2 separate regions of the Mus musculus genome follow, and region 1 is linked to region 2. A link is a contact called in ENCODE Hi-C data. All regions are on one chromosome and are shown on one strand. Each heading gives the region's core, a stretch centred on a gene start or an enhancer-like site at or near the end of the contact. The rest is flanking DNA. Distances are from core to core; before and after follow the strand shown.

What was found. A loop is a pair of places that touch in the nucleus more often than their neighbours do.
Region 1: a map of left cerebral cortex shows a loop between it and region 2 (2.4-fold over the local background). The contact joins the promoter of Cst7 here to the promoter of Apmap in region 2. A Hi-C loop is called at or near these places in 5 of 37 maps with a recorded cell type or tissue (T-helper 1 cell, T-helper 2 cell, left cerebral cortex and 1 more).

What each region holds. Positions count from the first base shown.
Region 1 is chr2:150,567,659-150,573,997 of GRCm38, reverse strand. It overlaps Cst7 (cystatin F (leukocystatin)), which reads right to left and starts at 3,583. Exons shown (of 4, transcript NM_009977.3): 1 at 3,413-3,583. The coding sequence starts at 3,479.
Region 2 is chr2:150,606,980-150,612,729 of GRCm38, reverse strand. It overlaps Apmap (adipocyte plasma membrane associated protein), which reads left to right and starts at 4,163. Exons shown (of 9, transcript NM_027977.3): 1 at 4,163-4,342. The coding sequence starts at 4,251.

The DNA.
Region 1 (6,339 bases), core at 2,334-4,833, 38 kb after region 2:
CTGTCCATGTGGTTGCTAGAATCATGATACCCAGGCATAGTGGTCAGGCCTGTTGGTCAGTGTTTAGCAGGGGAACCTGTCACAGCAGATATGAGAGGTGAGGGTATCTCAGGAGAACAGGGAGGTCCTTCCTGGATATCGGCGGTCTATCAGAGAACCTCAAGTGAAACACTAGAGAAGGCTGTTCTTGCTTATTTGAACCTGAGTGAGGGGAGCCAGGACAGCACAGCAAGCATCATCTATCTGCCGCCCACTACAGGTCTCCTGTGGGCTGAGGGGAGAGTGGTATAGTAGAGAAGCTGTGATCATCGGAACACATGACGTTGAGACATCCCATCTTCTCTTAGGAAAGGGAGGTCAGCCGTGCTTGACCAAGCAGGGTCACTCCCGGCAAAGGGCTTCCAAGCTAGAGACCAAGAGCCAGTTACAGCTTATAGTTGTTTCTAGGCTTTCTAGGCATGGGCCCCTAAAGCTTTTGATCCTAAGTAAGTAGCATGCTGTCAGTGTTCTTGTCCAGTATGGCTTTGGGATCTGGTCTGGTCCGTAGGTGTCTCATAGCTGAGTCCTGTACAGTCCCCTCTGGACTGTTCTAGTTTGCTCTCAAGCCCTGTCTGATGTTCTCACAGAAGCCGAGGAAGTCTGAGAACTGCAATGGTGATAAGACAAATGCCAAGCTCTGCCCAGCTGCAGATGAGCCACCCACACCTTTACCTCTTAGGGCCCCTCACCTATACCATCAACATCCATTGAGTCTATGTTTTTCCCATGAGTTCTGTGAGTGATTCTTATGCTTTGAGGTCCTGAGTGATGAGGGTGGGGTGGGCTTCTTTGAGGCAGCATTGTCTCCTCATCTGCTGGATGCTGATATTTTTTTCTCTGATTAACTCTTGTCTTTACCAACTGGGACACATCCAGTGTTAGAATCTCAGCTGTTCTCATTGGCTGTGCTAGCTTGGGCAAGCTCCTTAACCTTTTTGAGCCTCCATGTTCCATTTGTAAATGAGGATGATGATGACACTGACCTTGAAGGATAAGAATAAACAAGGCAGTTTGCACGAAGCAGTAGTCAGTATCATCCAGTACCATATCAGATATGATATGACTGCAGCAAGGATCTCTGAGGACAAACATGTTCATGGGAAATCTAGGTCAGTGGTCCATTCAGGCCTAGACCCAACCTATAACAGCTTTTAGAACTTTCTGTGGGAATCCAGTATACCCAGGCCTAGTTATGCCCTTAGCCCTTGCTATGCAGAGCAGGTGGCTACATGGCTGCAGGTTTCTTGCCTAAGCAAACAAGCCTCCTCTGCAAGTCCTACTGGAAAGGGGCAGGCGATGAGGCAAACGGTGACCACCGGCAGGGAACCTTTGTGGAAGAAGTGACACATTGAGAAAGAAGGCTCCCCATTCTCACCAACAGCTAAGAGGCAGAGACAATGAATGTGGCAATTTCCTAAATTCTGAAGATTGGGGATACTGCTTGGGGCAGTTTAACTCCTAGGCACAGAGCTATGCCATATGCTCAGATCAGACACAATCAGTATCCTTGTTGCTTTGCCTTGGCTCACAGAGGATTCCAGAATTCCACAGGAAGTAGGGAGGAGGGAGGGAGAGAGCAAGGAGGGAGGAACGGAGGGAGGGAAGAGGGAAAGAGAATGAGAATATGAATATGAATGAATATGAACCATTAGAGGTCAAGGTTCCCAGCTGTCTGAGAGGAGCTTGAGAGTACCCCATTTTGCATCGGAGGCCTTAATGGAAGCATCAGGAAGGGAGGTACCATAGTGGGTAGAGATGTGGTTCATTAGCACAGCAGAGCAAAGGCCTGGCCATTGACTTGCAGGCAATGGTGGGCACTGTTGGGAGTACCCCAGGCCTATAAGCACTTTGTGAGATCATCACTGAGCTACTTTCTCTAAGACATTCAGGTAAGAACCAGTTACTGGCATCTCAAAGGGCAGGCTGAAGGAAGTTCCAAACTTCTCAGATGGTGTATATGGGGCTTGTAGTATTCCCAGGTTCCAGTGTGAGGGTGGTGTTTATTTGGGTCTGGGCAGAGAGGCCTGAAGGGGGTGGCTCAGAGAAGCTGTTGAGGGCAGGTGAATGGAGAAGATTCCTTTCAGCTCACAAATTTGGGGGAAGTTAACGTGGTAGAGACAGGGAACTGACAGTCCTCCAATATCTCCCCCAACAGCTGTCCTGTGGTGTTAACTATAATGTGGTAGATGTGGCCACTCTGTTGAATTAGGCCTCAGAGGAGGCAAACACAGCATCGTCAAAACACCGAGTATAAAAAACCGAAACCCTAGGATCGGTGAGATAGCCAGTACCAATGTCTTCCCCAGATCTCTCACATAGGCCAAGAGGGCTTTGCAGCATGAACACCAGCTTCTGCCCAAGCTTCTCTCTGGACAACTGGGGCAGAGGAATCGTAGGTAGGCCAGGAAGGGCCTCCTAGTGAGCACTAAGGCCACAGGGAGCAGGGCATGGAGAGGCAAGGTCTGTGGCCTGGCCCGTGCTTAGTGCTGTCTCCTCTTTTACCAGTTAACTACCTCTTTGCCAATGACCCCCCCCCCCCGAGCTGCTGTGGTCCATCCTCATCCTCAGAACAGAAGCTCCCCTACCCATTACTGCCCTGTCTCCACAGTGCCCCATTCACAGCATCTACTTGGGTCTTGGATTTGGAGGCTATGCCCTACTGTGTCTCTACACTTACTTCTTTGCACCTAATTGCTGTGAAGGGGGATTCTATGTCCTTGGTGTCTCTTGGGTATTCCCTTTCACTGCCTCCCAGTGACCAGACCCAGCCTGCTTTAAGGAGGAAGAATGACAAAAGCCTTATGCATAAGCGCTGTCTTCATCTACTGGGAGATGGTCAGTTATCAGCTTTTTTGTCAGTTAGAGGCAGGGCCCTCAAACTTTATCTATGTGCTGAATCTGCTTGCTGGGGCAGACATCTTCCAGCTCTCTGTAGGGAAACAGGCACTCATGGCTGATGGTTAGCAAGTTAGCTAGCCTGGTTGCATCTCAGCTTTCCAACACAGGCGACTGCCACCCCTCACTGGCCACTAGCATGCTGACTTGCACAATACTTATCTTACTGGGGTCTCTGCAGTAAAGTCAGTTAGAAAAGTAAAGCTGTCAGATATAGACTGAGTGAGGCCCTTGAACAGAAGAGAACAGAAGTTGTTCTCTTTATCCCTGTGGCTGCTGTTATGCTTGATCCCTGATGTCTATTCTGCTTAGAAGTAGCTGCTGCCAGGATCCCCAGCCCCTTGCCAGGGTCTTTCTCAGGGTTCCAAGAGTGTCCTAAGAAAGATGCAAGACTAACAGGCCAGGGTCCCCATACTTCTACTACTAGAAGGTGGTCAGAACAGTACTCTGGGATGGGGCCAGATGACCCTTCTCTTACCTGGGGGGCGTGCCCCATGGGTGTCAGAAGTTAGGCAGCAGAGGGCAAGCAGAATGGCCAGCCACATGGCTGGGGAAATGCAGGGAGCATGTAGTGGGCCAAGTGCTCGGCAAGTACAGCTCCAGGACCAGGGCATGGTGGGGTAGCTTCAGTGGGGCGTGGTTTCTTGCTGAATCATTTTAACCAGAAGCGCTTCATCTTCAGGACTTGGGGCCACAAGAGCAACCACTTCCTTTAAAGAAGTTTCCAAGCTGTGATCATTTGCAGGGGGAGGCAGGGGGAGAGAAGTGAGACCCACGAGCGCAGCACCCTCTCTCCTTCCCAGGGTGGGAGGAGGCAGTTTCCTACCATTCACCACACACGGGGGATGCTGATGTGAAGAAACCAGGGGATTTTCAAAAGTAGTCACTTGACTGTCCTTCTACATTTATAGACTCTCTCCCCTCCTGCATTCTAGTATTCAGAATAGCCCCCTTCAAGAGACAAGAAACTATGCTGTCCGGGTCTGAGGGGTTATCTGCAGGAAAGCTATTCATACTTTCCAAAGTCCTTGGGAGGAGCATTGGCACGTGGCTTCTGTGCCTCAAACAGGAGCTCAGCACCGTGAGAGCTGAGATACTGATCATGGCCCACTCTGGGCTCAAAGCCTTCTAAGGAGATGAAATTACGTAGACAGAGGTCTGATTCTGGCCATGCCTCTACTTTCAGCCCATGGTTTGGAGTGGGTACCTATACCCAGTTATCTGAATCTGAATCTAGGCTTTGCTGTCATTAGACTAGGAACAGCCCATGCACCTCAGTTACCTCTGGGGACTTGTGAAACATTGGAGTTTCTTTTGCATAAAGGCTCAGGGTAGGAGGAAAGCAAGCTGTAATCGGCTTCAGTGTGGAGAGGTATATTCGTCTCTCAGAACTAGGCTAGGAAGGTAGTGTGGAAGGATGCCTGGGGTCTTACTTGCCCCCAGGAGACACATGGGCCTCCCAGGCTGCCTGACATACAGATATAGTCAGATCCTGGATGCTCGGGGCAGCGGTGGAGGGGGTCTGAGCCAGGTGAATTGTGCTGGATCCTACTAAATTCCAAACAGGGCAGATAGGGTCTGCGGGACATGGACAAACTATGTAATCTGAGGTCCCAATAGGTTTCTGGGTGCTGCAGGTAGTATTCAGTAAGTAGTAGCTGTTATGACAACCCCCCATGGTCCTTTCCTGTTTGATCTTGGGATCCTTATTTTTGGCTGCTAGGGTCTGGGACACAATGTCTTCAGTATAAATGGGATAGAGTAGTGCCCGCTTCAGTTTCAAACATCCACTGAGAGGTTGGGAGTCAGAACATAATCCACGTGTTGTATTTCTAGCAGTAACCAGAGCATCAGTAGTCTAGGTGGGAGCAGGAGATGGAGCTAGGCTGGCTGCTTGGTCTTCAGGCCAGTGTGGTGCAGTACAAAGATAATTCAGGGATTTGAATTCCCCGCCTCTGTGCTACATAAAGTCTGAAAGCTTCTGCGGAGTCCCTAAGGAGAACCTCATCTTGTATAGTTCTTGAGATTGTTGAAAATAAAATGCAGAGTCCCATCCTCCAGTTATCCGGAGAGACGTTGAAGTCCAGCTTTTCAGGAAGCTTTGGGAGTGAGAACACTGCTTGCAAAAGAATGGGATCCTGTACGTTGGAATGGAAGATTCCAGGGAAGCAGGGGTATTGAGCGCCTGAATTCTCAGTGAAAGAGGTGGTGTCCTCAGTGGGCTAATCCTGGGTTCTGAGCATGAGTTAAGGTCAGCTGTGGTGAAGTCCCTGAGGTACCTAAGGACTGTGCCTGTCCTTAGGTCAGCATGTAGACAGCCCCTGGGTACTAAGGATGCATTTTGGCCAGGGTGGGTCATCTCCTACTTGCTGGAGCTACACATGCATAGGTTGCAGAGTGCAAGTGGTCTTTGAGGTACTGCCCTTGTCCTCAAGCCAGATTGTGGCACAGGGCTTGAAGTGGCAAATGTATGAGGTACCCCATGGTACTGGGCTTTAAGTAGACTAGCCTGGAATTGTTCCTTTGGATACTGGGCCTTCCATTGGATGCATTGTGCACATGGCCACCTGGGTATTGACTCTAACCTGAAAAGCATGCAGATGGGCTCACAAGTACCAGTCAATACTCTGGTGGACAGTTCTCAGCTGGCCCCCTGGGTACTGGGGCCTAACATGGAGTTCAGTGTGCTAGTGGCTCCCAGGATAAGGTACCTGAATTCAGCAATGAGGCAGTTCCCATAGGTAATGGGCTAGCCTTGAGGACATACGTGGATAACCCTCTTGATATTGGGTCTGCCCTAGGAGCAATGTAAGTTCAACAGCATTGTTACTGGTCCTCACTGTTTCCAGCATGAGCGCAGCCCTCAGTGTGCTTGTCCTTCCTTCCATGAAGTAAGTATAGAAGTCTTCTGGGTACTGAGCCTACATTAGGGAGCATCCTGTTTATCTGGTCTTCCTGGATACTGACCCTTCCATGACCATTATGATACGATAAACCCCCTTTGGTAAAGGCTTGTCCTAGGGGGAGGGGGACTGTATTCAAGCAGGTTCCTGGAGATGAGCCTTTTCTGGGATCCTCTTACAAGAAGCCCCCAGAGAACTGGACCTATACTGTGAGCACTGTAAGGGATGTCTCTGAGTACTGGGAATGTCCTTAGGATGTCACTGTAGGCAGCTGCTTAGGTAATGTTCCTGTACTTGGGACAGCAAGTGTGATGCCACATGGGTATGGACCTGACCCTGTCCAGCAACCTGAGGGATGTCTCTATGGTGGGTTAGAAGCCCAGACCCCTGTGTGCTACACTCAGATCTATGGTAGGCACCCAGGTTGTTCTCCATTTCACTGTGGACCTTCTTTGATGTGTCACTGGACTTTTCAGGCTGTATTGCTTAGTGTCAGCTACTA
Region 2 (5,750 bases), core at 2,914-5,413:
AATAGGTAGGGACTAAGGGATGCTGGGAGAACCTGGAGGCCAGGTTAACTTTATATGTTGAATAGAAACCTCTGGTATTTCAAACCTTCAGGTTTGAAATTTAACACATGGAACACCAGATTTGAAGCCATGCAAAGGGTTGTTGGTATGTCAGATGGGATGTTCTCAGGGGCAGCATAAATGTCTCTAATGACTGGCTTGGACATCAGGGGCCATTTTCCTTAGCTGGCAAGTAGCTGCTGCTGCAGGCAGTAGGTTGGTATCCACTCCTTTAAAAAAGGACGCCCACCTCTGCATTTATTTTATGGCAAGATCCATTGCCTGTGGCCACCTTACTATTTCAGGCTAGAATAGCAACAGTTGAGATTTTTTATGTTTCACAGTGAAAGAAGAGCCAAACTTCAGGCACTGTCAGGGAAACTTGGGGGAAAAAGCAATGGCCAGTCCTGTTAGGTTTGTTGGTGAGTGGTGAAGAGCTTTGTTGCAGTGGAGGCAACAGCAGTTTTTCCTCCCCCCCCCTGCTCCTCCTCCTTCTTTGTTTTCTTCTTCTTCTTTTCTTCATATCCTCTTCCAGTCCCATGAAACCTACTTGTTCTAGGCTCAGTTTTATAGCGTCTCCCTTTGTGCAGCTAATAAAGTCTTCCTAATTGTCCTTTTCTATTTATGTTTGAGATGGACTTTGCTATGTTGTCCAAGCTGGGCTCAAACTCCTGGGCTTCAGTGACTCTCCTGCCTCAGCATCCAGAGTAGCTGGGAATACATTAGGATACCATCATGCCTAGCCTTCTCTCATCCTAAGCTGGCTCTTGTAGTTGTTTCTCTCAACTGTGCATAGGTTCTTCAACATTCTTGAGCCTACTCTCTTCTGCCCTACCTGCCCTGAAAACAGAGCCTCCTACTATGACATGGTCTTTTTCAATACTGCTATTCCACTCAAAAACTACTTATTTATGCACTTAATGTAAATGTTTTGTCTGAAAGTATGTATATACACATATGTGTGCTTGGGGCCCACAGAGGCTAGACAAGGGTTTTGGATCGCCTGGAAATGGAGTTGTAGACAGTTGTAAACTGCCACGTGGGTGGTGGAAACTGAACCAGGACCCTCTACAAGAGCAAATGTGCTTAACCATTTAGTTCTCTCTCTGGGCCCTTCTTTCCACTTTCTAGTCATTTGCTGTCCCCTTTAGATGGTTCATCATTCATCAGTGGACCCTGAAGCCTACCCTTGCTTATCACCCCTTGGTCACCAACCTCAGGACCCCTCAAGTCCTCCTACTTTGTCTCTTGCCCTTCTCTATCCTCCCAGCTCTTCATCTGGAATCTTACTTATCCAGAGTTGGTGCACATGCTCCGCTGGTTTACTCCTATGTCAGCACAGCTTTCCCTGAAGGTCTCAGGATACCTAGCCTGTCCTTTGTGCCACTCCTTTATAACAGTCATCTATGTTTTCTATCTTCCCTCCCCATTTACAACCATGAATATAGACACATCTGAGGACCTTTGTTTTGTAACAACCCTTAGGACCTGACAGGCATTTGGGAAGTATCTGTATAAAGAATTGAATCAGTATGGGATTAGAGGGTAAAGCTTAAGACTAAATTCAGGTTTGTTTCTATTTTGTCTAATTTACCACATTGGGAGATGACTGCATAATATCATGTGCTTCTTTTTCCATGCTGGGATGGCCCCATTTTTGTTGTGATAAATGTCGTCTGTGTAGACGAGCGTTTCAGCGAAAGTGAGCTGCATCGTAAGTCCCAGGATGTGTAGTAGTCTCACCCAGTGGTTCCCAGTCAAGGGCCCTTTTGTCCCTTGCAGGACATTTGGGCAATGTTTCAAGATATTAAAAAAATATTATTTGTTTCTAATCTCTTGTCATTATAATAAATACTGAGGCAATCAATTTATAGAAGGTTTACGGTGACTCAGGATTGTAAAGGCTTTAACCTATGATCAGTTGGCTGCTTTGGGTCTGTGGTGGTACATTATGGTGGGGGTATGTGGTGAGCAATTGCTACTCCAATGTGGAGAAATGGGAAAAGTAAAAGAGAAAAGGGATTAACTCCCATACCCTCATCAAAGGCATGCCTCCAGTGTCCCAGTAGGGCCAACTCCTTACAAATGCCATTACCTTCCAGTATCACCCATGCTGAGGACCAAATTTTTCACAAATTTTTGGTGTTCCAGATTAACTTTAGCACTAAACTAGGTGGGGTGCTACTGACATTTAAAGGGTAAAGGCCCCAGGGGTGGTGCAAAATATCCTATACTCATGACAACTGCCACTTTACCTCTACAACAAAGGATTATCTCGCCCCAAATGTTATCAGTGCTGAGGTTGGGAAACCTGAGCTAACCTTGCATGGCAGTCCCATTTCTCTTTGTGCAAACAGTTGGTACAATGAGACAGTAATGCTGATTGGCTGCAGGGCTGGAGGGTGATGTGGGACAAGAGAGCACTAAGACCACATACAACAAGCAGAATGGACTTTACCGTGACTTGCAAACAGAAAACCCCTAAGTCATATTGCATAACACAAATGATCGAAGCTCAGCCTATTCTAACCCCAGCTTATTCAGACTCATGTGCTTCAAGATAAGGCCATGAGTGTATCTCCCAGCAATTCCCTGTGGACTTATTTGTTTTAGAGATATGGCCACTGGCTCTTCCAGACACTTTCCTAGTTTACAAACTCTAACCGATCCGTTCCAAGACCATTTCTAACTTTAGCCCTGAATTTCATGAACAGTCTTCCATAACTGAGGAGCTCACAGGTCGTCTGGTGAATTCCTTTTATGTAGGAAGTTCAGTGTATTCAACTCTTTTTTATTCTTCGTGTGTGTGTTCCGGGTTGTTTTGGCCCATGTGTTTCACACTGGGCATAGGATACGCATAATCCATGTAACAGGCACTGGATGTAACTGGCTACTTGTGACAGCTCAGGAATGTTCACAGAGCCTCCCACAGACGGGGATACTCTGGAGAGTTAATGAGAGATTTTCAGCAATGACTCTTGAGATGGATTCTGGATGATAAAAGTGGTTTAGGTGGAGGTAGAAAAAAAAACGTATCACAAGGAAACAAGGAGTAACATGACAAAGTCAGAGACATGCAATCAGAAGGGGAAGCCATTCAGGTCTCCAGGTAGGCGCCAGACCCACACAGCAGTTGTTACAATTACCCACGATATTATCTTTATAATGTCTGTCTTCAATGATGGAATCAAGTACCATGTTGCCAAGCCTTGGATTATATATAACCTGAGATCCCTACAGAACTGTGTTAAGAAATCTCCACTTCCCTCAAGCGAGAGGAAAAAGAACATTGAGGTGGCATTCTATCGCCATCTAGTGCCGAAAAGATAATGGCATGTTTGCTTCTGTAAAATCCCAAGTGAGGTACAAAATCCAGCACCTATATCCTAGAGATCCTTCCCAATGCCCTACTTGGTTATTGCTGCCTGAAATTCTCCTGTCCGCCCTTTCTCTTCCAATCCTACCCCCACATTCCTTCACCGGCTAAATGCTTCCACTAGACCAAGTTTCTCTCTTTAAAATCACCACTGTATTAAAATTTACATGTATTGAAGTCATGGCTCTCATTAGTTCCAGAAAGGAGGGATTTGCCTGCAGTCTGCTCACTTCACCTCCTGGAGTATGTCCGACTCGCTGTAATACCGTGGAAGCACTACCTGGTGGTTGCTTCATGATTCCTAAAGTTTTGCTATTAGCAGTCTTTTCTACTTGGGCCTGTCTTTAGGTAACTCCCTTTAGAAAATTTATCAAATGTCTATTGTATAACCACTTGACGATCTAGCAGTCAAAATCTGATCTTAACCAAAAGGACACATTTTGAACTTTAGCGGAATCTTTTCAGAAAAGATAACAGTTCAGGCGGGGATTACTGCATTGAACACATTTCGTTAAGAATCAGTGGCATCTTCTCTTTGCAAGCTTGTTACTGCAGACTTCACCGCCCAGCACTCGGACTTGAGGAAGACCCGCTACAGCCTCACTATCCAGACTCGGCTCACTGAGGGAGGGACCCCCTCACCATTTGCCTGCAGCTGTAGGCTGGGGCCAGGGGGTGGAGCCTTACTGCTGTGCCAATCTCCAAAAGGGGGCGGGGCCTGCATTGCAGCTCCGGCGCTAAGTTTACGTCATTTCCTCGCGCCAGGGAGTAGTTCTGAAACCCGCGTTGCTGAGTGTCAAGGCGCTGTTGGAGGTGTCAGTGGAGAGGCGGCAGAATGAGCGAAGCGGACGGGCTGCGGCAGCGTCGGCCCCTGCGGCCGCAGGTCGTCACGGACGATGGCCAGGTCCCGGAGGTCAAGGAGGGCAGGTAGGCAGGACCTGGGCTGGGATCATCCCACGGGAGAGAACCCTCCTCATTATCCCGGCTTGGACCCAGGAGCCGGGTTCGGGCTGACAGGACAATCTGCGGGGCGAGGCCTTGCGTGGACCTGGTTGTCCTCCCTCACGCTGCTGTGGACCTTTTCTGTCCCTTCTTGCCACCCAGCCGCTGGAGCCAACGCCTTTTGCCTTTCTTTAGTTGCACGCATCTTCCCGACTTGTCCTTGTTGGAACCTCTGATACTCCTGGGACAGCCACCTGACCACTGCCGTCAGCCGATTCTTTCGCGTTCCTTGTTATTCACTTTCCTTAAAGAGAAGTCAGAAAAGATGCTGGGTTTCCTTTCTGCGAAGGTCCTCCTCCTGCATCTATTGACGCCGCGCAGTCTGTACTCCTCAGCGTGGAGTAGAGAACCGACTGACATTGTTGGCAGTGTTTCTGAGAATTCGGCCTTGCAGGTTTTTGTAATAGGGACAGTAGTTACTGACAGTAAATCCTTAAAAAGAAAAATTTTTTTTGGGCCCCAGTCTTTCTGACTTTCAAAATGCACTATTAGCCCACATATGAAGCATGCTCCTTAAACCGTACTAGAAGACATTTAAAATTGACTTTTCAACTTGGTGACCAGAATTTTGTACTTTGAATATCTAGATCAGCCTCAAAGTTGTGGAATTAACTTATATGATAGAAATATTAGAAATATTTCTTTGGTCACCAGCAATGTGATGAAGGGATGTGGTGCATACTAGATGAGAGACAGTTTTTGCTTCTGATGATCGGTTTGACTAATGGTAATAAGATAAACATACAAACATGTTTTGGCTTTGGAAAGAGGAGTTTGTAAAAGAACAGGAAGGTACTAACTAGTATGGATCTTGATTAGGGAGACCAGCCATCCTAGGTAGCCTTGAGATCTCATTAACTAGGACTCACCTTGCTAAATGTGGGTAGATTATGACAAATTGCTCACCCTGCTTGTTGTGGGTATTGCTAATTAATTGCTAATGGTTGGTGAGTCTTTTAATGGATAAGCAAGGAGTGGCCAAACCTAACTGCAGGAACTAGGAGAACTAGGAAAGGGTGGAGCTGTGGAGAGCCCTATCTGGGCACTTGGAGAAGAAAAGTGTTTTGAAGCCTGGGTACCCGGGGACTCTTGATAGATTGGCCTGATATTTAGAACAGCTTCTGTGATACTTGTGACCCACAGGCAAAGGGGCATATTTATCTTTTTTTTTTAAGGTTCTCTGTTGGATTTCTTCCTTAATGACTACAAATTAGACACCAAACTGTCTCTTTCCATCTGATCTTTTCCAATGTCTTACATTTGTGCTTACACTGTTTTGACTTTGCCATTTGTAAACATATTTGCTGTTTGTCAACATGTTTGTTATTTTATC